Regions from separate parts of the Homo sapiens genome. Here region 1 is linked to region 2. Evidence: read pairs that join two places in POLR2A ChIA-PET (ENCODE). Cell type or tissue: Panc1. All regions are shown on one strand. Each heading gives the region's core, and the rest is flanking DNA. Links, peaks and the distances in the headings are about the cores only.

What was found. ChIA-PET counts read pairs that join two places held together with the same protein. Peaks named below come from ENCODE experiments on the same cell type or tissue, not always from the same donor. Only the 100,000 strongest peaks of a DNase experiment are listed, where the experiment ranks them.
Region 1: POLR2A ChIA-PET joins it to region 2 with 14 read pairs; 5 of 35 experiments call an interaction of 5 or more read pairs at or near these places.

What each region holds. Positions count from the first base shown.
Region 1 is chr15:60,046,074-60,058,325 of GRCh38, forward strand. It overlaps the pseudogene MESTP2. Among named protein-coding and RNA genes, the nearest start is that of FOXB1, 48 kb to the left of the region's middle. In Panc1, for the core only: no CTCF peak of the experiment used is centred there; no DNase peak of the experiment used is centred there.
Region 2 is chr15:59,985,333-59,997,584 of GRCh38, forward strand. No RefSeq gene overlaps it. Among named protein-coding and RNA genes, the nearest start is that of FOXB1, 13 kb to the right of the region's middle. RefSeq lists an enhancer at 9,929-10,716. In Panc1, for the core only: CTCF peaks have their summits at 8,725 and 8,924; a DNase peak (open chromatin) is centred at 6,760; H3K4me3 peaks cover 450 bases; H3K27me3 peaks cover 1,499 bases.

The DNA of each region.
Region 1 (12,252 bases), core at 1,909-9,908, 60 kb after region 2:
CAAGATTGTTAAAACAACTAGAGACTTATGAATTTCAAAAGTGATCCAGGCGTGAGGGAGATAAGGGAAAAGCGTCCTGTTTTCCGGTTCAGTTATGTCTATGATTACACCAAAGCAAGGGGCCCCACACCATCACAGCACACACAGCATGGGCTTTGGGTTCAGACTACAGCTGCATTCCAGCTCCTTCACTGATTAACTGCAAGGCCTTGGACAAGTCACTAAATCTCACTGAGTCTCGATTTTTCATGTACAAGGTGGGTAACAATAGACAGGACTGTTCTGGGGAATAATTGAGATGCTTTCTTTGAGAGCCAACTATCTAACAAAATGCCTGGCACTCTAACAATCGGTTCTCACTCTCCTACAGTCCAAGTTGTGGCGTCCAATAAAGTGGCCACTAGACACATGTGGCTATGGAGCACTTGAATGAGACTACCGCGGCTGAGGAATTACAATTTTAATTGTATTTAATTTTAATTAAATTTAAACACTGAAGAATCGTAAAATTTTTTTCCCTCTTCAATACCATTTTATCTTATTTTGATAAGACAGCATTTCAGCTTACCCATTGCATTGCATAAGGCATCGTTATGATGCTGTAGTGCATGTATGGGACACCAGCATTTTTTCTAATATTATTCACAAACACATCACTGATTGAATCAGTGGACAGATTGACTCCATTCAAATGATTATCTTCTATGCACTAATATAACAGTATAATGCATTTATTTGGATATTTCAGGCAGACAGCTCCAGTTATAGCAATTCCTATGTAAACTGTAATTGGTAATTAAATTGAAATACTTAGTTTAATTATAATATAATTAAATTATGTTTCTAGTTAGAAAAAATAAGTATGGGCAAATTTTCAAATTTAAAATGAAGGCGTACTACGGATATGGAATTGAGTGGAGATGCAGAAGCTAGTCCCAAGACCCGAACAGTAAAGAATAAAAGAGACTGGAAGAAGGTGTGTTCCAAATCTCACAACATATGGCAATTGCAGTTGGCTGCCACAGAGTCAAACAAAAAAGCTGTTAAGAAAAAAAAAAAAAAAAAGGATAATAACGCGGACAATATTAAAAGCTATTTAAAGCAAACGCACATTGAATTTGATAAGAGCTTTCTCTCAATAACTAAAAAAGAATTGAAGAAATTAGTCACCTGCAATCAGTATTAAATGTCCAACAAAAATGTCTTAAGCAATTCTTGACAAGATCTGATCTTGTAACGCTGGTCAGGTATAAAATGGCTTGAATTCTTTCACAAAAATCCAAACTAAACCAAACCCAAACCCACATGTTTAGATGGAGAGATGGTAAAAGAAATCATTTCAGTTGTGGAAATTTTTTTAGAAAATTATGAGGAAAAGACTAAAAGATATTTTACAAAAGCAAAATTTCAATTAAGCCATCAAACAAGTGACTGTAGAATGAAAGACTAACAATGTCAATGATCAACTGACTCAAAATGTGAAAAATGAGAAGGTACTTTTTTTTTTAAAGCTTTAGACAAGCCATATAGAATAAGAGACTGTGCCCAGTTAATACGGGACACCTTTGGTTACATTTTTGTTTAAAAACACTTTCAAATTTACTTAGAAATGGTGTCTCCGACCTAAAGAAAAAAATCAACTCAATGTGTAGATAGCTTTAAATATTTTAGATATGTCAAAGAAGAGTTTCAACTAGATAAGAAAAAAAATCCAGTTTTATCAACAAGACAGATGATGGCCCTGCTATGTTAGGTCAAAAATCTAGATTTATCAGAATTTTAAAACAAGAGACAGATTTTTCCCTTATTGCTTCACTCCATTGTGTGACACACACTGAAAATATTTGTGCTAAATTTTTTTTAATGAAAAGTATCACGGACACAGCTGTTAAAAATCATTCAGTATGTACATGTTGTAAACCACAAGTGTATGGAACTATTGAAAGAAATAGAAAAATGATATATTTAATGATCATGTACTCTTTACTAATGTTGACTGCTTAAGAGTTGTGGAAGAGTTTTATAAAGATTTACAATACTAGTAACCCCAGTTTAAGATTGTCTTGAAACTAAAAGAATAATTAAAGTAAAAAAAAAAATGGCAGCATGATTTATGGTTTCTCAACTATATCAGACTGCGTACAAATGATCTAAACGTTAAGTTCTAAAGAAAGCAAAAAGAATTTATATTGAAATATAAATTCTTCATAAAGCAAATTAGTGATGTTTTTACACATTTTTTAAAAGCATGAATTGAGATGCATATTTTAATTGTAATCAACTGTTAGGTAAATTGGCAGCAAAAATTACAAGAAAAACGTGAACATCACTATGTTTATATTGATAAATTTAGAATTGCTTTTCAACTTATGCAATACTCTTTTGAAATCAATGTTAATATTACGAGTTGATATAAGAATTAATTTATTTAACTTGGACAGATGTAGTTTTAAAATTGATATGGTTTTTCTTCAGAGTCAAATTAATTATTTGAAGCAAACACATGAACCAGTTTTAGAAATAAAAATGCAAACACTAAGGGAAAAATGTTTTGGTACAAGATTCAGTTATTGGAAAATTTTTAAGTACGTTTGGAACAACTTGAATATGTGAATCCACTTTTTCAATTGTAAATTTTATAAAATCTAAGTATCGTTCAGGTATTTCTGATGAAACTTTAACAACTGAATTGAGATGTAGCTAAGTATAAAACAGACAGTGGAGTTCCAAGACTCACTATGAAGAAAATAATGTAAAATATCTCGTTAATCATTTTTATTTTATATATATATATATTTTATACTTTAAGTTCTAGGGTACATGTGCTTATCAGATGTTGAGATGATCATAGTTAGGATATATTGGGTTAAATCAAATACAATATTAAAATTAATTTTCTTATTTCCTTTTTACTTACTTTAATGCTGCTTCCAAAAACTAAATTATGTATGTGACCTGAATTAGATTTAAATTGGACAGTGGGAGTCTGTAGGTACGAACACTATGCCACATATAGGGCTACCTCCCCCACCACCTCAAAGGCTCCAAGATTTCTTCTTCACAGTGTTCCATCTGAGTCTGCGATTTCCTGTGTGAAAAGGACAAGTCCTGTCCTGCCAATTTAACCTCACTCCATATTTACCCATTTGCTTTTTAAAAATAAGTATACCGTAATTCTGTAATAATTTTCAAGTTTTGTTTTTATTTTCTTCAAAATTAGATTTTCACATAATTTATAGAATCAAACAATTCTATGAGACTTAATCCAAAAAGATTATCCTACTATTCAACCCTCGACCACCACCTATTCTCTTTTTCAATAGCAACCAGTTTCAATTATTTTAGCTGTTTCTTTGTTATTTACCTCCATATATAAAAATAACAGCCTTGTGTTTCCTACCTTTTGAATTTTCAATTTTAGGTATCATATAGGGAAAATAAGGATTTAGCTCTTATTCATGATCTCCCATTCCTTTATCACAGACCACTACACCACCATTACTACCACCCACATTCACACCGTCTCATGATCCCTTCAATATAATTGTATCATACTTCTGTTTAGATTAATACTGTGTTTCCATTAGTATGACAATTTCAACATTATTCATAGCATTGAACCTATAGATATGAACGATATAGATATAGTATAATATCTTTACTTTTCCTTTCTTGCACAATTTTGTTCTTCCTAAAGTAATGCTTTTTTTGTTGTTGTTTAGTTTTCTATTTGTTACTAATTCAGCCTCTATTTTCCCCTAATAACCTCAAATCTTTCCTCTCTGTATTCAGACACACCAGGTTGTTCTATCGTTTTCTTTACTTGGATTAATCTCTCCTGGCATCTTCTGACCTGCCCCACTATAGGCCTGTTTCACACTCTATTCCTGGGAATTCATTTCACCAAAGTTTTGAGAATTTCTTTGACTTCTTTCTTCTTGGATCCAGTGTCTTTATGCTTTTATTCTTGTGCAGCACATTACCTACTAGCTAGCTTCCTGGGAAAAGGTACATGAGATGTAATTTTTGTGAGCTCCTGAAAGCCCATATTTTCTTTGGTCTACAGCCCTTCTTTATTGATAGTTTAGTTGGGTATAGAAATCTAATGGGAAAATATATTTGCTCAGGATTTTAAAAGATATTGCTCGATTGTTTTCTAGCATCTGGTGGTGGTGTGAAATCTGATCCTTGATTCTTCATATGGGGCTTGTTTTATTTTTCTCTCTCTCTTTCTCTCTGAAAGCTTATAGATTTTTTTTTCTTTATCCTATGTTCTGAAATTTCACAATGATATGCCGCATTGTCCTCCATTCTTTTCTGGAATTCATATTATTCAAATGTAGGATCTAATAAGGGGGAAGTAACGTAATTATCTTGTATTTTCTCTCATTTATTTGATCTTCATTTTTAAAGTTTTTTTTGGCTTTAAGAAAGATTTTCTCAACTTTATCTTATGAGCTTTCTATTGAATTTTATTTATATACTATACTTTTAAGTTTCAAAAGGTATGTCATGGTTGGAATGTTTTTGTCGCCTCCAAAACTCATGTTGAAAATTAATTCTCAATGTAACAGTGTTGGGAGATGGGGCCAAATGGGCAGAGCACTCATGAATGGATTAATTACTCTACAAAAAGAGTAAAAAGAGCTTCTGAGAGTGAGTCACCTCTCTTCTGCTCTTCTGCTATTTGAGAAATGGCATTCTTCCCCTCTGGAGGATGAAGACTCCAAGGTACCATCTTGGAATTGGAGACCAGGCCCTCCCAAGACACCAAACCTGTTAGCACCTTGAGCTTGGACTTCCCAGCCACCAGAACTATGAGAGAATTTATTTCCATTCTTTAGTAAATTATTCAGTCTCATTATTCTATTATAGCAGCACAAACAACCAAAACAAGTGTTCCTTGTTCTTTATTTTTTTTTCACAAAACTTCTTATTTCATGAATCCTTTTATATTTCAGAGGCTATTAATAATAGTTTCTTTTTTCTTTCTGAAGTCTGAAGTTTCATCTTCCTGCTTTGACTCTACTTCTTCCAAGTTTTGTTGTTTTCTGTTAGTTGTTTTGATTTCAGTCATTCATGTTATAGGCTTCCTTAGGTGTTTACTAGTTCATAGCTGTTTATTCATATTTAAAAATGGGATTTAAAAAAAAAACTGATTGGAAAATTTGTCCAAATGGGTGAGACCTGCTGACTGTGGTATTCTGACTGAGTCATTCATGTGGGGCAACCTTGATGCCAGTATCTTTTTTTTTTTTTTTTTTTTTGAGACAGAGTCTTGCTCTACTCACTCAGGCTGAAGTGCAGTGGTGTGATCTCAGCTCACTGCAACCTCTGTGTCCCGGGTTCAAGCGATTCTCCTGCCTTAGCCTCCCAAGTAGCTGGGATTATAGGCATGTGCTACCACGCCTGGCTAATTTTTGTATTTTTAGTAGAGACGGGGTTTTGCGATGTTGTCCAGGCTGGTCTTGAACTCCTGGCCTCAAGTGATCTGCCCACCTCAGCCTCCCAAAGTGCTGGAATTACAGGCATGAGCTACTGCACCAGGCCCAATGCCAGTATCTTTAGGACTTTTTTCTCTTAGATTAGTTGGATTTTTTTTTTTTGTCACAATTCATTTTTATTGATAGAAAATAAACACTTATTCCAGTTTCAAAGTTGTTATACTTGAAGTTGCTATTTTAAAAATATGAATTTTAGGGCTGGGCGCGGTGGCTCACGCCTGTAATTCCGCCGCTTTGGGAGGCCAAGGAGGGCGGATCACAAGGTCAGGAGATCGAGACCATCCAGACCAACATGGTGAAACCCCGTCTCTACTAAAAATACATAAAAAAATTAGCCGGGCGTGATGGTGGGCGCCTGTAGTCCTAGCTACTCGGGAGGCTGAGACAGGAGAATGGCGTGAACCTGGGAGGCGGAGCTTGCAGTGAGCCGAGATCGCACCACCGCACTCCAGCCTGGGCGACAGAGCGAGACTCCGTCTCAAAAAAAAAAAAAAAGAATTTTAAATAATCACTTAATAATCCTGCTTTCACTAAGACAGTAAAATGTGGCTTTAAAAAAAAGTATTCAGCACCATTTGCTTATAGATCTTTCAGAATTTGTTCTTAATGTTTCTGGAACTTTCCTGTCTGTAAAGTACAAGAATAAATGAGCTACATAAGAAAGCCTCTCTGGAACAGGCAATGGGAAGTTAAGCAGTCATCATAAAGGAATCAATGTACATTCTGTGTGGTGATTTGGACTACAAAACAGTCTCTTCCCTTCTATGGTAGCTCGAGAGAGACATGCTTCTAAGCACTGAGGTATGACGAGTCTCAGATTGTTATTTGCTGTTAGAATTGGTCTTCCCAGCTAGTAATAGTAAATCTCTGGCACAGGTGCTATTGGTCCTTAATGTCCTGTGATTTTAGGAAATTCTGTAAATAGTTTTGATTTAGTTCAATTCATTCAGAAATGAAGCATGTTTAATTAAGTTCACTACTCTGACAGAGTAAGGATATGTTGGTTTAGCATCCTTATAAAATATATGTAATGTGTAGGTAAATCATGGTCCCAAATCATACTTAGAACACTACTTTATTTAAACCAATATGTCTTTTAACAAAATGTTTATAATTAACAACAGCTGATGAAACTATATCCAAAGGTATAACAAAGGAGACTGAGCTCTGTGTTGCTTAAAGAACTTTTAAGCAGCCATTCAAGGAGAGGTAAAGAAACCCACTTCTCATTCTCATTGTAGAATTCCTATTGGGGCTGGACCAGAAATTAGCACTTCTAAATACTTCAGAAAAGTCCAAAGTGTTAAAAAGCCTTCTAGGCAAAAGAACGTCTTTCTGCATCAGTGAATAGCAGTGCTCATCAGAATTTCCTAATAACACAAAAACAAAGGCAAGTCTGTACATTTGATCAGATGTCAAAGAAATGGGAGGTAGACTATTATCTCAGCCTTAGTCAGAGCTCCTGCTGGCTTCTTCCTACATACTGTTCACCAATTTGAGTAAAGTGGACTTTGTGAGAGAATAGTGTTTGATGGCTAGGATGTCTTTTGGGCATTTCTTCCTAAGTGGAATACACAACATATAAGCGAGTAGGGGAAATAATAGAGGGAAGCTACTCTTTCCAGCTCAGAAGGAGTTGGTGATGCCAATATATGCATTAGAGAAGCCCATGGGATCCTCTAGCTGTGGATAGTGGCTAATACGGTCATCCAGAATTGACACTGTGGACTGCAGCAGCATTTTCCTGTACAGCTCCAAAAACTCTGGGTAGGGATTTACAGGATCCAATGGCCCATAGATAACAATGAATGGAGATAGTTTCAGAGGCAAGAGCTCCCACCTAGTGCTTTCTAAACTGCCTCCTCTGATTGATGTACTCTAAGAGACTGTCAGAGACGAATTCCTGTCATTATTGCGGACCCCTTTCCACATGTCCCACAGCTTATTTTCAGAGGGCTGAGTATATGGCCCAAAGACTGGCGTGAGACCTCGAGAGAATACAAAGAAGTTCATCAGCCGCGTGAGGATGGGTGACAGCACACCTCCATGTTTGAGTAGCTTTTGAAGAAGGAGTAGACAGTGAGTCTCAGAAAAGATATCTCCAGTTGACAGACAGATGCCACAAAAGCGCTTCCAGGATGCTGGCCTGCTCAAATATGGAATAGTGATATGGTCTCAGTTTGTTACTGAAGCCAAAGCCTAAGAAATCAAGGACAATCACTCAATGAAATCTCAAGGTCAGACTTTCCCACATCTTGTACCAATCATAGCTGGATGTTGGAAAGCCATGTAAAAGAACAACTATCTCTGGACTTCCAACCACATCCACAGAGTCTTGGTAGAAGATAGGCCATCCCTTATAAGTGAAAAACTTGCCTGAAGACTGCCATGAGTGAAGGGCAAGGGAGAGCTGAGGGGGTGGGATGTGCAGGTATGTGGCAAGCAGGGGCACTTTCAACAGACCCACCTTGACCCACCATCCCCTCATCCTGATTCAGGTTAAGACCTGGGCTGCAGGACTTCATGTTTGGGGAAATCAGTTGTGCATGCTGGTTAGTTGGATTTCTTAGTGTAGAGTCTTCTAATCTCCTGTCTAGAGGATCTAAAGCTGACTGCCAGCATTCTAGAAACAAAGCAAGTGAAAGGGTTGAAGAGGGAGAGGAGGGGTTTAAAAATTCAGCATGTACATTTTCACTAAATCTCTATCCTCAATTGTCCTAATGTCTCACAGCCCTCAGTCCTCTTACTAGAGAGAACAAACCTCAAAAATTCTGCTTAGGTGATACTAAGGCTATCATTCTAGTAAATGGAATTGGTAAGGAGATTCAAAATCTAACTGCTTTTTTTAAGTCTTTCTGTTTTTATCCTTTCTTCACCCCACTTCCAGAGGTATCCAATGTCATTAACTTCTGAGCCCTTTGACATTTCCATGCTACAAGTTTCTTCCTGGATTTTTCCACTGCTGGCATAAGATTCAACTTTTTCAAGTCTGCTGAATCAGTCATTGTCTTGTCTGGATTCCTCAAAAGCAGATCCTGAGACAAAGGCTGATGCGCAAAATGTTTATGTGTGGGTATGATCCTGAAACTTAGGAATGGGGGTGAGTCAAGAAAGGAGAAAGATAGAAGAATGCATTATACTGTTGGCCACAGCTTTGGGGCACTTGTATGTGAGTTGTCAACCAGGTTCCTCCAGGCATCCCGCCACTTGACATCAAAGAAGCCTAAGAGAGGCATTGTCAGTTTAGATTTCTATGAAGGTGTTTGAAGCATGCTGAAAACTGGCCTCTACAGTTATGGCTGGGACAAGAAGTGAGACTTAGAGGATTTGTTGGATTTGTGCTGAATCTACCATCAATCTATAGATTAGGTTAGGGTGAATGAGCATCTAAACAGTACTGAGTTGTGCAAAGCATTAACAAGGTGTGGGTGTGTGTGTATATATACATCTTTATTATTTAGGTCTTTTTTATTTCTCTTGGCAACATTCAGTATGTTTTGCACTTCTACAGGTATTGCGCTTCTATTGACCCACTTTTCCTTTGCCATGTCCAGTTTGCTGTTAAACACATTAAATAAATTCTTTGCTTCCAATATCAATTTTTTTATTTGTAAGATTTTCATTTGGTTCTTTTTAATAGTTTTTGGCTGTCTGCTTACATTCCCTATCTATTCATACATGTTTTTCACTAGACACTTTAACATATTTTTTTCTACTTATTTTAAAGTCCATGTCTGATAATTCCAACATTAAAATCATCTCTGGGTTGGCTTCTACTGACCTCTTTTAACATAAGTCATACCTTCTTACTTCTTCACATATCTCTTTAATTTTATGCTAGTAATTGTATATTAAAGAACAGTAGCTTAAAAAGTGCTAACATCAGCCAGGTGTGGTAGCTTGCACCTATAATCCTAACACTTTGGGAGGCTGAGGTGGGAGGACCATTTGAGCCCAGGAGTTCAAGACCAGCCTGGGCAACATAGTGAGACCCAATCTCTGTGAAAGAAAAAAAAGAAAATTTTAAGTGCTAATATTTACCTCGAGAAAAGGGCACACCTCTTTTGGGTCGGTCCATGAGTGTGGCAGGCTGAGTCAATTTAATCTGTAGTTGGACTTGGTTGCAGCTTTAGCTAGATTCACTCACCTTGGCTGCAAATATTTTGAGGAAGGGATTAGGACTTTCCCTCAAACTGGGCTTGGGATATGAGCACTGGAGAGACTCTAAAGATCTCTTTGTGCTTTATTGCCCAGCCCTCATGTTTTAGCTATGGGAGATTTGTATCAGCTTTAAGCCAGGCTGCCAACCTTTTGGGTTGCTGGACAACTCTCTTTGCTCTCCAGTTCAACTTCCAGCCTTTTGCTTCTCAGAAGACTCCTTTCTGCCTTTCTTTTCTGTCCCCAGGTATTGGAGAGCCTCTGCAGTGCATTCACAGTGGCTCAGATGGATATCATTCAGCTGTCTTGTCCTGCCCAAGGCTGGGAAAATTTGAAATGATGTACGAAAGATATCCAATATATTTACCACTGCCCTTCTGCTTTTAAGCCTTCAAAACTTTGCTACAATCATCTCCTTTCCTATATGCATTGTCCTTGTGGTTTCTTCTTCTTCTTCTCTTTTTTTTTTTTCTTTCAAACAAGGTCTCGCTCTGTCATCCAGGCTGGCATGCAGTGGTGCAATCTTGGCTCACCACAACCTCCACCCGCCCGGTTCAGGTGATTCTCCTGCCTCAGCCTCCCGAGTAGCTGACATCACAGGCGTGTGCCACCACACCTGGCTAATTTTTGTGTTTTTAGTAGAGACGGGGTTTCGCCATGTTGGCCAGGCTGGTTTATTCTTCTTAAACATGTATTTAATACCATAAATTAAACATATATTTAATAACTATTTTTGGAGGATACAGTTATATATGTGTGTTCAATTTATTCCCATTAATCCAACATCTTTCTATTTGCTGAGTCTTTTGTCGTTGTTCTTGTTAAGCCTTTGCATATTTACTTATAATTATGATGTATATTACTCCAAAACATCAGCCTCACTTCTATACTCTAATTCTTATCAATTCAGGTCCACAGAAATAAACCCAAGCCTTCAAAGTAATTCAGTCAATATATAACCTTTATAGCTATTTTAAGGGGTTTAGTTACCAAGGTGCTTAACCTTTAAAAAAAAAATGCCCTGTTGGATGGAGGAATGCATGCCTTTATTTAAGGTCCCACTCATTTCCTCACGCAACAAATTTCTATTTTCCACCTTCATTCTACCCCAACTTTAAAACAGAAACACAGAAAAACCAGCTATGATTGAGAGGAAACATGCACATTATCAACTATTTTTGCAAAAAAAAAAAAAAAAAAAACCAAACAAACAAAAAATCAGACTCTTTTCCTAAGCAAATGACAAGATCTAAGAGTGTTTTGCCAGAGTTCGGCGGTGCAATCACCAATCCCATATATTACAGCCAGAGACTGCTGGCAAACCCCATGAGCGGGTTAGGGGCAGTGACACTCAGAGGCTGACTCTGGACTTCTCAGCCTCTAACTGCAATTCCTAAAGTGGAAGACTCCTCTCTAACAAGCTCAGTCACTAAAAGTAGCCAATGCTCACAGTTCCTTCCACTCCTAGTGACTAGAACATCTCCACTGTCCCCCAAACTTACCAGCCTGTATTTAGACATCAGTCTCCTGATTCACTTATGTCATGTAATCTTCGAAACAATCTGCTTTTCCTCCGCTAGACACCACCATCCCCACAGTCCCCCACTTCACCCCATGCTAGCTCTGGACACCAGGCCCTTGCACATGTCAAATTACTGATGTGCATTTACCTTAGAAGTGGGAGTGACAGAACAACAGCACCAAGTGTCAATTTGTTAACGGAGACATGCTTGGTTGGCTCATTTTCCAAATGAAATTTGGTTCCACTTTAAAAGTCAAAGCTGTCATAAAAATGCCACAGACAATGAGGATTAATCTTACACTGTAGAAATTTTAGAAACTCTTCTTCAAAATTAGAATTAGGCTGTGTGCAGCTTAAAAAGGAAAAATAGGTCAAGGCACTTGCAAAAGGTTACCTATGAATGCATCCTCCCACGTTAAGTGCCTTTAACTCAATGTCCCTCGTTCAATCTAGTCCAAAGCAGAAGTGCCCATGACTCACCATATTAAGTGCAGCGTTTCTGATGTGTCCATCATTTTTGTGTCACTTCAGTGGAAGCCTTCAATTCCAATTTTACACTCTCAGTCCCCTCTGTATGGGAAGGCTGGTTGCAACAGACTACACCACTGCCTCTGCTCCCTCAAAATGCACCTCCTAAACCATGCTCCAAAGAAAACCTCTGTTACACTTTCTGAATCTTTAAAGAAATGATTCCACACCAATGTAGCAATAGATATTAAAGGACTCACCAGTCCCCTTTCAAGAGGATGAATATTACCCTCCGGGACTTGCCAGAGATTTGATGCAACAAGCAGTGGTAGGCTGGAGGAAAAAGATATGTTTCCTTTTTTTTTTTTTTCCTAAGCAAACCTTTTTGTGACACCCTCATATCTCATGGCCATCTTGTCAACCCAAACAACAGCTGGTCGTTTACATCTTTCATTTTATGCAGATTTATTGCATGCCCACTGAGTGTTGATGTGCTCAGTGCTGGGGATCCTGAGACCAATAAGACACATTATTTGACTGCTGGAACTTACCATCTAGTTGGGAAAGACATGAAGAAATTTAGGATGACACAAGGGACCT
Region 2 (12,252 bases), core at 2,940-10,939:
CTCAGAAAACTAGAAGCATAAGGGAACTTTCTCGAGTGGATGAAGAGCATCTATTAAAAAAAATCGACAGTAAGCATAATACCTAATGATAACATACTAAATGTTTTCCTCAAAAAATCAAGAACTAAGTGGGGGTGTCCAGTTTAATTATTTCTATTTGGCATTTTACTGGGGATCCTAGATAATGCTATGGGCATATTGACTGAAAAAGAAGAAGTAAAGCTGCATTTACGCATAGATGACATGATAGTATGTGTCAAAAATCTAGGAAATCTATATAAAAGCTACTAGAACTAAGGTGGGAGTTTAGCAAGTTTGCAGGATACAAAGTCAATATAGATCTATTGTCTTCCTATGTACTAGCAGCAAATAAATGGAAATTTTAAAAAGTAATACCATTTATAACAGAATAAATAACATTAATTTCTTAAGGATAAATTTAGTAAAATATGCAAAATCTGTTTACTACAAATAATCAAATATTCACTAGAAAATAGCAAATATCAAATTATCAAATAATTATCAAAAATGATCAATAAAATTAAAGATGTAAAAATTGGAGCAAGGGGCCAGGTGCAATAGCTCACAGCTGTAATGCCACCATTTTGGGAGGCCATGGCAGGAGGATCACTTGATCCCAGGAGTTCAAGACCAGCCTATGCAACATAGTGAGACCCAATCTCTCAAAAAAAAAGAAAGAAAGAAAGAAAAAAGAAGAAGAAAAATTAGCAGGTATGGTGGTTCAAGTCCATAGTCCCAGGTACTTAGGAATCTGAGGCAGGAGGATTGATTGAGTCCTGGAGGTGGAGGCTGCAATGAGCTGTGATCATGACACTGTACTCCACAGCCTGGGTGACAGAGTGAGACCCTGAGAAGGAAGGAAGGAAGGAAGGAAGGAAGGGAGGGAGGGAAAGAGAGAGACAGAGAGAGACAGAAATTAAGAAAGAAAGAAAAGAAAGAAAGAAAGAAAGAAAGAAAGAAAGAAAGAAAGAAAGAAAGAAAGAAAAGAATAGAAAAGACAAGACCATGTTTTGAAGACTCAATATTGTTAAGATGTTAAATCTCCCCAAAAGTGATATTTCAACATAATCTCATTCAAAACTCCAGAAGATATTTGTAGAAAGTGACAAGCTAGTTCTAAAATTTATGTGGAAAGGCAAAGTACCTAGATAACCAAAACAATTTTGAAAAAAAACCCAGTGTTTGAGGACTAATCACCCCGATATCAAGACTTACTATAAAGCTATAGTAATCAAAACAACATGGCAGTGTTGTAACTCTAGACACGTGAAACACATAAGAGAAACTCCAGAAATAAACACTGCCAATGGGTAAGCAGAGTCTTTTCAAGTGGTGCTGGAAAAACGGGGCATCCACATGCAAAGAAACAAATCTAGACATGGATCTTGTACTTTTCACACACACACACACACACACACACACACACACACACACACACACAAAATTCGAAATGGATCACATACCTAAATATAAAATGCAAAACTATAAAACATTTAAAAGATAGGAGAAAATCTCGATGACCTTGGATTTGGTGATGACTTTTTTAGATACAACACCAAAAGTATGATCCATAAAGAAAAAATTGATTAAGTTGGACCTTTATTAAAATTTAAAATTTCTGCTCTGTGAAAACACCGTTAAGAGAATAATGGGCCCAGCTCATGCCTGTAATCCAAGCACTTTGAGAGGCCAGAGGTTGGTGAATTGCTTGAGCTCAGGAGTTTGAAACGAGCCTGGGCAACATGGCAAAACCCTGTCTCTACAAAAAGTACAAGAAATTAGCTGGATATGGTGGCATGCACCTTTAGTCCCAGCTACTCAGGAGGCTAAGGTGGGAAGATCACTTGAGTCTGGGAGGCAGAGGTTACAGTGAGCCAAGATCACACCACTGCATTCCAGCCTGGGCAACAGAGCCAGACTCTGTCTCAAAAACAAAACAAACAGACAAACAAAACAAAAACAGAGAGAGAGAGAGAGAGAGAATAATGGTCAAAAACTAGAAACAAGTCAAACATTCATCAACAGGAAAATGGATAACAAGTTGTGGTATATCCATATGTATTAGTCCATTCTCACATTGCTATAAACAACTACGTGAAACTGGGCAGTTTACAAAGAAAACAGGTTTAATTGACTCACAGTTTTACAGGCTGTACAGGAGGCATGGCTGGGGAGACCTTGGGAAACTTACAATCATAGCAGAAGGGGAAGGGGAAGCAGGAACATCTTCTCCTGGTTGGCAAGAGGGAGCAAGACAAGGGGAGAGGTACTATGCACTTTCTAAACAACCAGATCTCTTGAGAACTCTATCATGAGGCAGAATTTGGGGAATGGCGCTAAACCATTAGAATCCATCCCCATGACCCAATCACCTCCCATTAGGCCCCATCTCCAACACTGGGAAGTACAATTCAACATGAGATTTGGGTGGGAACACAGAGCCAAACCATATCACCATACAATGAAATATTACTCAGTAATAAAAAAGAATGAACTAAGGATACACAGAACAACATGGATGAACCTCAAAGCACTACATTAAGTAAAGAAAGCCAGACAAAAAAGACTCCATACTTTCTGGTTTCACTTATATGTAACTCTAAAAAGGTGAAACTGTAGTAGAAGACAGCAGATCAATAGTGGCCACAGGTTAAGGGTGGGGAAAGAGGATTGACTACAAAGAAAGCACAAAAAAAGCTTTTGGGTGCTAGCAATGTTCTATACTATATATTGATTACTCATATTCGCCAGGGTTCCCTGCACTTAGGCTGAGTGAATTTTATGTTAGTTATATCTCAACAAAGCAGATTATTTAAAAATACATCTGCAAATCTTCTTCCCACCATTGATGAACAGTGTCCTCTTTCCGTTGCCTAAAATATCCAGAATATCATTTGAAGTTTTGATGCCATATAAAGTGAGTCATAGAAGCCAGCTTTTATTCATCTATCCAGCCAGCCAGCCAGCCCAGCCAGATAGCCAAGTAGAATAAGAATAAAATACAGTTTGATTTTTAGAAATCTTACAATCTAAAAATAAAACTATCATGTTTAACATTTATGGTGTGAAAGTTTTATAATGCTATTCTAAGCACTTTGTATATATTAACTTATTTAATTCTTTCAATAATGCTATGATATGAATTGCACTATTAATTCCATTTCAGGAAGAGAAAAACTGAGAGACAGAGAAGCCAGGTTAGCTTCCTGGCTGGTAAATGGTAAAGCTGGGATTTGAACCCAGGCAGACTGACTCTATACCTGCTCTGCCCAATATATATAGTTGCCACTAGCCACACATGGCTACTGAGTACTTGCAATGTAGTTAGAATGAACTGAGACATAAGTATAAAAATGTACGCCAGAGTTCAAAGAATTACTAAAAAAAGTAAAATATTGCATTAATAATTTTAATATTGATTACATATTGAAATAATATTTTAGATATTTTGAGTTAAAATGAAATATATTATTGAATTACACTTACCTTAATTCAATAATATATTTACTTTTTAAAATGTGGCTATGAGAACTTTCAAAATTATCTATGTGTCTAATGTTATACATCTGTTGGACAGCACTGCTGTAGATGCTGAGAATTGAACTATCACATTCTACTGCTTTGGTGACAGACCTAAGAGCAATTATGAGGTGATGCATAAGTGGTAAAATAGAGGTATGGACAAAGGATCATGGGAGTGTTAAAAGAAAATTATCAGTTCTGTTCTGACCAGGGATAAAGAACCTAGGGAAGGGCTGGGTACAGTGGCTCATGCCTGTAATCCCAGCACTGTGGGAGGTCAAGGTGGGTGGATCACCTGAGGTCAGGAGTTCAAGACCAACTTGACCAACATGTTGAAACCCTGTCTGCACTAAAATACAAAAAATTAGCCGGGCATGGTGGCTCATGCCTATAATCCCAGCTACTTGGGAGGCTGAGGCAGGAGAATCGTTTGAACCCGGGAGGCGGAGGTTGCAGCGAGCAGTGAGCCGAGATCGCACCATTGCACTCCAGCCTGGGCAACAAGAGTGAAACTCCATCTCAAAAAAGAAAAAAAAAAAAAGAAGAAGAAGAAGAAGTCAAATCTCAAATCCTGCAGGCAGAGAGCTTTGAGCTCCCATCCTGTCTCCACCGCCTATTATCATGAAACCTTGGAGTTTCCTAAGCTCTCTCTTAGCCTTTGTTTCCTTACCTGTAAAAGAAAGATGATAGCAGAGCCTATTCCTAAGGCTTTTCTTTATTGGAGTTGCATCTATAGATATATAATGTATTAGATGTTAAAATAAATACATTTTAAAATATTAATTCACTTAAAAATATAAACTCATAACATGTTAATGTAAATAACATATTTTAATTTTTAAAAGCCTATATTTTCCAAAACAAAACAAAAACTTAATGAGAATAGTATCATTGTTTTACATTTTTGCAAGTCTCTTTAATGTCTGGCTTAATAGAAGACAACTGGATTCTCATATCTGTTATATCTCTATCTCATATCAAAGAATGCCAAGGTCCCAGAACTACGCTTTCAGAACTACTGGCCTAATACAAAGCTCTCAATGGCTGTTAGCCATTTTTATTCACAGATTCTATTCCCCTATGAGTTACTGTGAGGATCAAATGAGAGCATGTATTTTTAAAAGACTGTGAAATCATGACAAGCTTACAATGCGAAAAACTCCAGTCTGAGACATTGGTGGCTATTCTTACTTATATTTTTTCAACAACTGAAATTTAAACTCTTGAAATGAATTTATCAAAGCCCTGCTTTGCTATTGTGTGACCTCAAATGGAATTAGTCCTCAGAAATGTATACAGAAAAGGAAAGAGAAAGAAAATGAAGGAAGAAAGGAAGGGAGAGAGAGGAAGTATGGGAGGGAGGGAGGGCATGCAGGAAGGCTGCTTGAGTTCTAAGATGTCTTAAAATGTTTAAGGATCTGCTGATGGAGACATTGTCTTAGCTACTTCATCGGAAGACTCGCAGACTCTAGAAGCCCTGATAAGTATCTTCACAAGTGAACAATCACCAAAGCAATATATAGTGCCCACCAGAAGACGACTCAATTCCTTGGACAGAAAGCCCAAGAGCTACCCAGCTGGCCCTTCAACGGTAAGGGATCAATTCGAGTTGCTCATGCTGGTGAGGAGAGATGGAAGGAACATAGTATTGCCCTTTACGCACAGTTTCACTCTCCGAGCTTTCAGTTACTAGTGGTCAACTGAGGTCTGCAAATAGGTGAGTACAACATCATAAGATATTTTGAGCGAGACCACATTCACATAACTTTATTACTGTATATTATCATACTTGCTCTATTTTATTATTGTTGCTAATCTGTTACTGTGCCTAATTTATAAATTAAACTTTATCATATGTATGTATGTACAGGAAAAAAACATCATGTATATAGGGTTTGGTACTACCTACAGTTTCAGGCATCCACTGAGGATCTTGGACCATATCCCCCATGGATAAGGAGGAGAACTAATGTAGGCAAAAGATTCAGCATGAAAGTTGCTGTGGATCTCATGACAGTAAGAAAAGTGTATTAGTCATAATCACTTCAGAGCTTAGCTCAAACAGGCTTAAGGCAAAAGAAAATGTATTGGTTCACATAAAAGCCAGGTCTCACATAAAGAAAGCTCTCGCTGTCTCGCTCTCTCTCCCCCACCCCTTCTCTCTTTCTCTCTCCGTCTCCTTCACAGACTACTTTGCTTTTATCACAGACTCTGCTTTGTTTTTGTCTTAGAAGCTCCTAGAGACCGTTCTTAACTGCAAGTAGTCCCAAAAGAAAGCTCTTCCCAGCAGCTGAAACAAGTTCGGGTTTGCATCTTATTCACCGGGCTTACGTTTCTGTATCCATCTATACAATAGTAAAACAGTACTGAATTTAATTCAGTTGTTAGTGATCTAAAAGTATTTCTAGCTACCTTAGGCTCATTGCTTTTAGCTCTATGGGGCATTATATTAAAATATACAGAATTTCCATTTATAGGCTGCTATTAATCAATCCATCCACGATATCCATCCAAAGCAATTGATCAATATGTTTGCAGCACTGATTTGCACAAACATGACTAACAAAGTTTGTTAGAAAGATACTGGCCTATTCATCCTCTAGTCTGGCAGGATAGAGGCCTAAAAACAAAACAAAACCAAGCACTTCTTGTACACAAGCCACACTCTGCCTTGAAAGATATATGTCCTGTTTCCTTAAAATGTATTATGTTGGACAATCATAAGATGTTTACTGGAGTCTGGCCTCTGCAATTCATTAGAACTCCAGGGAATAGAAACGCTCTCCTGCAAACTGATGTATCACAATGGCATGTGATAACCTTGTTTGACATCATCAGTTTAGGTTTATCACATCTGGCTCATTTTGAAAATTATTTCACATTAAATGATTTACTTTTTAAAGAGGGGAAGGAAGGGAAAGGGGAAGAGTAATAAAAAAGAAATTTAAAACTCAGCTAATTAGGACAAAAATGTTTTTAATCCAGCTCTATAGATTTGGCAAAAATTAAAAAGAAAAAAAGGAGACCAGCTGGAAAGCAATAAAGCATATCTACTTCTCATCCACACCGCTGCCAGCTGCTGCTTCAAGGGTTTGGCAAAACAAGCCTTTGTACAGTAAGTCCACTTCTTTTATTCCTAGAGACTACAGCCTTTTTTGAACTTGGATGGTGACTTCATAAAGAGTGCTGTTGTTTTATTTACTCTCAATTAATCATGCTCGACTGTAAACAAAGTGTCTGTTTTAGTTCTGCTGACAATTATCCACTTGTCAACAGCTCCCTCAAGTACCTTCAGCATCTGGCTACAGCAGGAAACCTCCACATCAAAATGAATGTCTCAGTAAACTCAGGATTTCATCAGCAGTCAGGATTATATTGTAACAAATGTCACCAAGCCTCCTTGATGAGAATATACAGCATCAGATGATAAAGTGTTTCTCAGGATATCCCTTCTTTCTCTCTGTTTGCCTTGGGAAAAAAAAAAAAAAAGAAGAAGGAGAAGGAGAAGGAGAAAATAATTTCACCTAAGGACTCTTGGAAGACGGGGCTGAGGAGGTAGTGGGGACAGCGAGGGATGGGACTGTGACTTCGGATATTTTTACAAACAACCAAGCACATGAAGACAGCTTCAGATGTCTTCAACTATGGACAGCAAACGTCCTCATTAGTTACATTCCACGAGATCAACAGAGCCAAACTGTTACAATTGGTGGTAATTTGTGTGAGGAATTCATAGTAAGTTTTGCTGTTATTTCACTAAGGTTTGAAATTGGCACGACTTTATCCAATGTTCAAATACCCCCTTTCCTTTGGGAATTTTTCTCCCATTTAAAATATGTATAGAACGTAGGGGAAAGTCAGTGCCAAGGTCATTAATATTTTGACAATAGAAATGTTTTAAGGACAAAACAAATGTTACGTTTGGTGGTTTGTTGAGGGGGAATTACTAAGGTGTGTTCCCTGGAGCTCCCCTTGGAGAAGGGAGCCATAGAAAATTAAACTGAACATCGATACTATATCCCATTTCTGTTCTTCCAGCCCTAAGAAAGGAGAGAAATCATGTATATCATGTGGGAAGGAGGGCTGAGTGAGTGGGGGCTCTGACAAACCAGTCCTCAGGGAGAATGTATGGATTCTTTACTCAGACTTTCTATCTCCTCGGGATTAATTTACACCCACTTCAAAACCGAAGAGATTCAAATAAGTTGGCACCACTCCCTCCAAGTTGGACTTCTGGGTGAGGATTCAGTGGTGGGGAGTCCGAGAGGATTGTAAACCACCAAGAGGAACCAAGCACCCAGCACCCCCAGACTGGCGTTCCCATGGACCCAAAGCGGCCTAGAACCAACGCCTGATCCAGAAACCTTGCCATCCTTCGCGACAGGAACGGAGGGCCAGGACAGCGAGACGCGCTCAGCGAGGCCCCTCCCCCACGACCCCCCATCTCTATAGTTACCAGCTAAGGTAGATTGACGGGGTAGGGGGAGGTGGACCCGTGAAGAGTCTGCTTCTCTCCTCTTTCTGACAAAAGCTAATCAATCTAACTGCACATAATTGATTTTAATGAAGGGGGGCGGGGTTCTTCGTATTAACGATTGCCCGTGGTCCTCAGCTTGCGCGGGCTGCGGCTGCGGGTGCTGATCTGCGTCTTTCTTTGCCGTCCGGCCTGCGCGACCCGTGCGCCCTCCACACCGCCTAGCTTTGGGGCCCTGAAGAGCAAAGAGGTCTGAGAACCGGGATCCTGGCCGGACCGCCGCCCTGTTTCACCTGGTAATTTATGCACAATTAATTGAGATATCTTTTATACTTGATGTGTTGCAAAATTAATGCCTAATTTATGTAATTAGTCAATTAACTCTAATTCCAGCATATGTTCCCAATGCCCAGAAGGTGTTCTGTTTCCCAGGTACTTATTTTGATGTCACAAAATGCAGCTAATTAATTTTACATGCATATTAATTTGGGATCTCTTTGGCAGTTCCCTTTGTGCAAGTAATTTTAATATTTGTCTTTCTAACCTTTTGGGGTAGGATGAGGGAGGTGCAGGTGGCTATGAGCAGCACGCGGGGGCGAGCTTGGGTGGTGCCTGAGGGTGGCCCAGGTGGTGGGGCAGTGTTCCCGCAGAGGCTTCAAGTGGCAGGGAGTGCAGGCACTGAGCTCAGCAGGCCCTTAGGGGGCGTTACTGTTGCTGACCCCACGTAGTGCATTTTGCTCGGCTTTGGGAAACAGAGCCTTCAGGGCAGGGAGGTGGAGGCGCCCGGGCTGCCTGATCCTTACCCCCGGGGCATTTCCCGGGTCCCTAGGCAAATCGCTCCTCGCCCAGTGGTCCTCACTCCTGGGAGCCAGTGACACTTTCTTATTTATTTATTTGCGCCCTGAAGGACGACTCGGATTTCCAGGCCAGCCGGAAGAGGCAGAAAGCGAACAGGCTGCTCAGAGGTAGTGGCCCTTCCTTCCAGGCGTCGCGCTGATCCCCAACTGCCTGGCGCCCGAGTCCCTGAGCTCCCCAGAGCTGAGGGGTGGAGGGAGAGGTGAAGCGAGCCTCCATCTCGGGCTGCGATAGCCTCCATGGGGCAAAGACTAAGCAGGGCGAAAGTCTACTTTCCAAGTTACTGGGTGGCACATTAAAACTTTTATCCGTTTTGGACAAATTAATGAGCAATTTAATTAATAAAATCAGAGAGTAGTGTAAGTGCTATGATAATGAAGTTAAATGAGTGCACAGTAAAATATTCACTAATCCAGCGCATTGCCAAATACCCCCTTAATTCTGCTTAACACTAAAAGGGTTTTGAGCACCATAATGAGATTCTTCTGTCTGCTAATTAATTGACACGCTCCTGAATATTCATATGAGCTAGCACCAATACGTTCCTAATTGCACCGTGGAATAGATCTCAGAGGAAAGTAAATCGCCATAGACTTAATTAAAATAATGTATTCCAGATCCAGCACGGGGAAAGATGAGACATTTGCCTTCGAGCTCGCTAAGAAAGTGGCACCTGGTTGGTGGAGGGGAGAGATACCAAATGTCGGCGCCCAGCCTGAAATAAGTGGCATGGGACGCGCAGGGAGGGCGTTCAGCTTCAGAAAGCAGCGGCTACGCTGGGTCCAAACCCGGCGGCTCGGGAGGCCATAGCTCCTAGGTGCGTCCGAGCTCCTGCTACCCTGCGCGGTGTTGTCCTACCGGAGGAAGTGGCTGATGGGCAGTCTAGGATCCCGGCCCCTGACCCAGGGCCCTCTCCTCCCTGCGGTCCTGGTCCGGGTCATGGTCCCGGGGCTGGTCTGAAGTGCTGTCTACAGAGGGCACTTGGGGAAACATCGTAGGTCCGGAAATTCCCAGGGAAAGTTTTTGCAGGAGTTGTGGACGCCGCAGCAGCCCCAACTCTCCCAACCCAGCTTGCGACCCGAGAGAAGTCGCTCACACTTCTCTTTGGGGGAGGGCGACAGTTCCGGGGAGGACGCTTGGATCCCGAAAATGACGGGATCCAGGTCCCACAACCCTCAGGAAGCGCTGCGGTCTTCAAAACTGCGCAGCTAAATTCCTGGGCGCATTCTCCCTTTCTTGGCGAGTCCAGTGCCCGTGCCGGGGAGCATTCCAGCCCAGCTTACCTCGGCAGGTAGAAAGCACAGCATCGAGGCTGCGGACCCTACATCTGGGCTCCACATCACAGCCATTTTTACCAGATAATGCAAGAGAAATAAACTCTCCTCCCTTGGAAACACAAGTCCCCCACCCCCTTCTTTTTGGGGGGAAAAAAATCACCACAGGTTAGAAACTGAAAAGAGTTTATTTGAAGGCATACAAATGCATATTTATTATACACATGTAGGAATTAACAATGTAAATTACACCGCCAGCAGTTGCTGGTTGTTTATTCATTAGATCTTTAGAAAATCTACATTGCCTCCAGACAGCGCGATGATAATGTGAAATACACAAGCAGTTTACATAACCAACTTCAACGCACAGCTTCGTGCTCCGCCACTCGGAGTCATCAACAGGTCGCGGGGAAGCGGACGCGAAGGAAAACCTAAGTTCCTAACAACTATGGAAAATCTGGGAAACCTACGAGGCCCACAGTTCCCTCTGTCCTTTTGGGAAGCGATAAAAGACTTGAAGAAAAAGAAGCAACTGTCTCACTATGGTTCATCTACTTTATCTCGTTTGTGTGTAGCTTTTTTTTTTCTTTGCAATTAAAAAAAAATCGGTAAAAAGAGGATGGATGGGCGGAACGGAAAGATCAATATCCTCCCCAAACTCCTGGTATTCCGGAGTGTTCCTTAAAGACTGTGAACCCAAACTGCTTTCAGGGGTGAAGTAAGTGACGAGAAGGTTTCCTTTACTGCCGGCGAGGGAAGAAAAGACAGCCTACCTTGGCTAAGGGAGGCCACCGGCTCCACCAATCAAATCGCTATGGCTATGAACAAATGGTTATCCGCTCCAAAGAAAATCACTTGCTGGATCAGCCTTCTTGGAATTATTAAATCCTTCGTGGTTCTAGATTTATCCAAAAGATGGAGATGAGGTGACACTTTAAGAGAAAAGTGGCAGTGCAGACTTAATGGTTATTTTAAGTACATAAATATTGTATATAAATATATTTACAAGATTCTTTCCCAGTAAAAATATTAAGTAAAACTAAATGCGGGGGCGGGTGCCAACTAAGGTCTCTTGCGTCGGGCCAGTGAACGACGTCAGCCGCAACTCTAAGTGGCAAAGTTTTCGAAAAACCTCGCCGATCCTCTGAAGATCGGGTTAATGATTTACCCCACTCGCCAACCACCTGATGTAGCCTACCGCTACGCCGCGGAGGTGTGCCAGGATGCGCTGCAGGGGGGGATGCTGGGGCTGTTTTCTGCTTCTCTCTTCTCTTCCTCCCTCCCTTCTTTAGCTCCTTTATTTTGGTTAGGCCAGCTGAGCACAGAAGAAAATGCCCTGCCAATCCCGGAAAGTTTGCGCTACTGGGAATGCCTCGAGTCAGTTTGCTGACCTAAAATCTGGTGTTCATACCTGTGCTGGAATTGAAACTGTAGGCTGAGAAAAAAGGCGAGAGAAGGAGGGTAGAGGGGAAAAGGTTAGCGGGAATGAGAAGGGGTGGGGAGAGGGAGGGAGAAAATGGGGGAAAGGAACGCAGGGGGCAGGAGTCTATTTCTGGGGCGTCGGTAAGTCCTTGGGGCAACCTGGTTTTCCCCTGCTGACAAGCTGTGTCAGTTAACTGCAACCCACCAAGAGTCAGCCAACAGCCCCCGCGCTGCTAGAGCGCCCAAAGCAGAGGCCGGCCGCGAGGAGGGCCAGAGTGCACCGCGGGGGGGTTTGCACCGCGCTGGGGTTGGCACCGCGCGCTAGGACCCACGAAGCGGCGCGCTAGTCCCAGGTGAGCACGAAATGAGCGGAAGGACTCTGCCGCGGAGGGGCGGCGAGCGCCTGGCTGCGCTGCAGGCCCCGCCAAGCCCCGCCCCCTAGCCATTCTTAGCTGGGGGAGGCCAGCACGGATCAGCCGCTTTCTTTCTTTTCTCTCTTTCTTTTTCAAACCCGCTTTGTGGGTGGCAACTCAGCGGGGGACGCATGGAGACAAGAAAACAAAAAGCAGAGAGAGAGGGGGAGAGAAGGAGAAAGGGAGAGAGGGAGAGGGAGAGACAGAGAGAGATCTACAAATAGTTTTTAACCTGCCTAGGAACACAGCGAGTTATTACATTTGAAAGCTG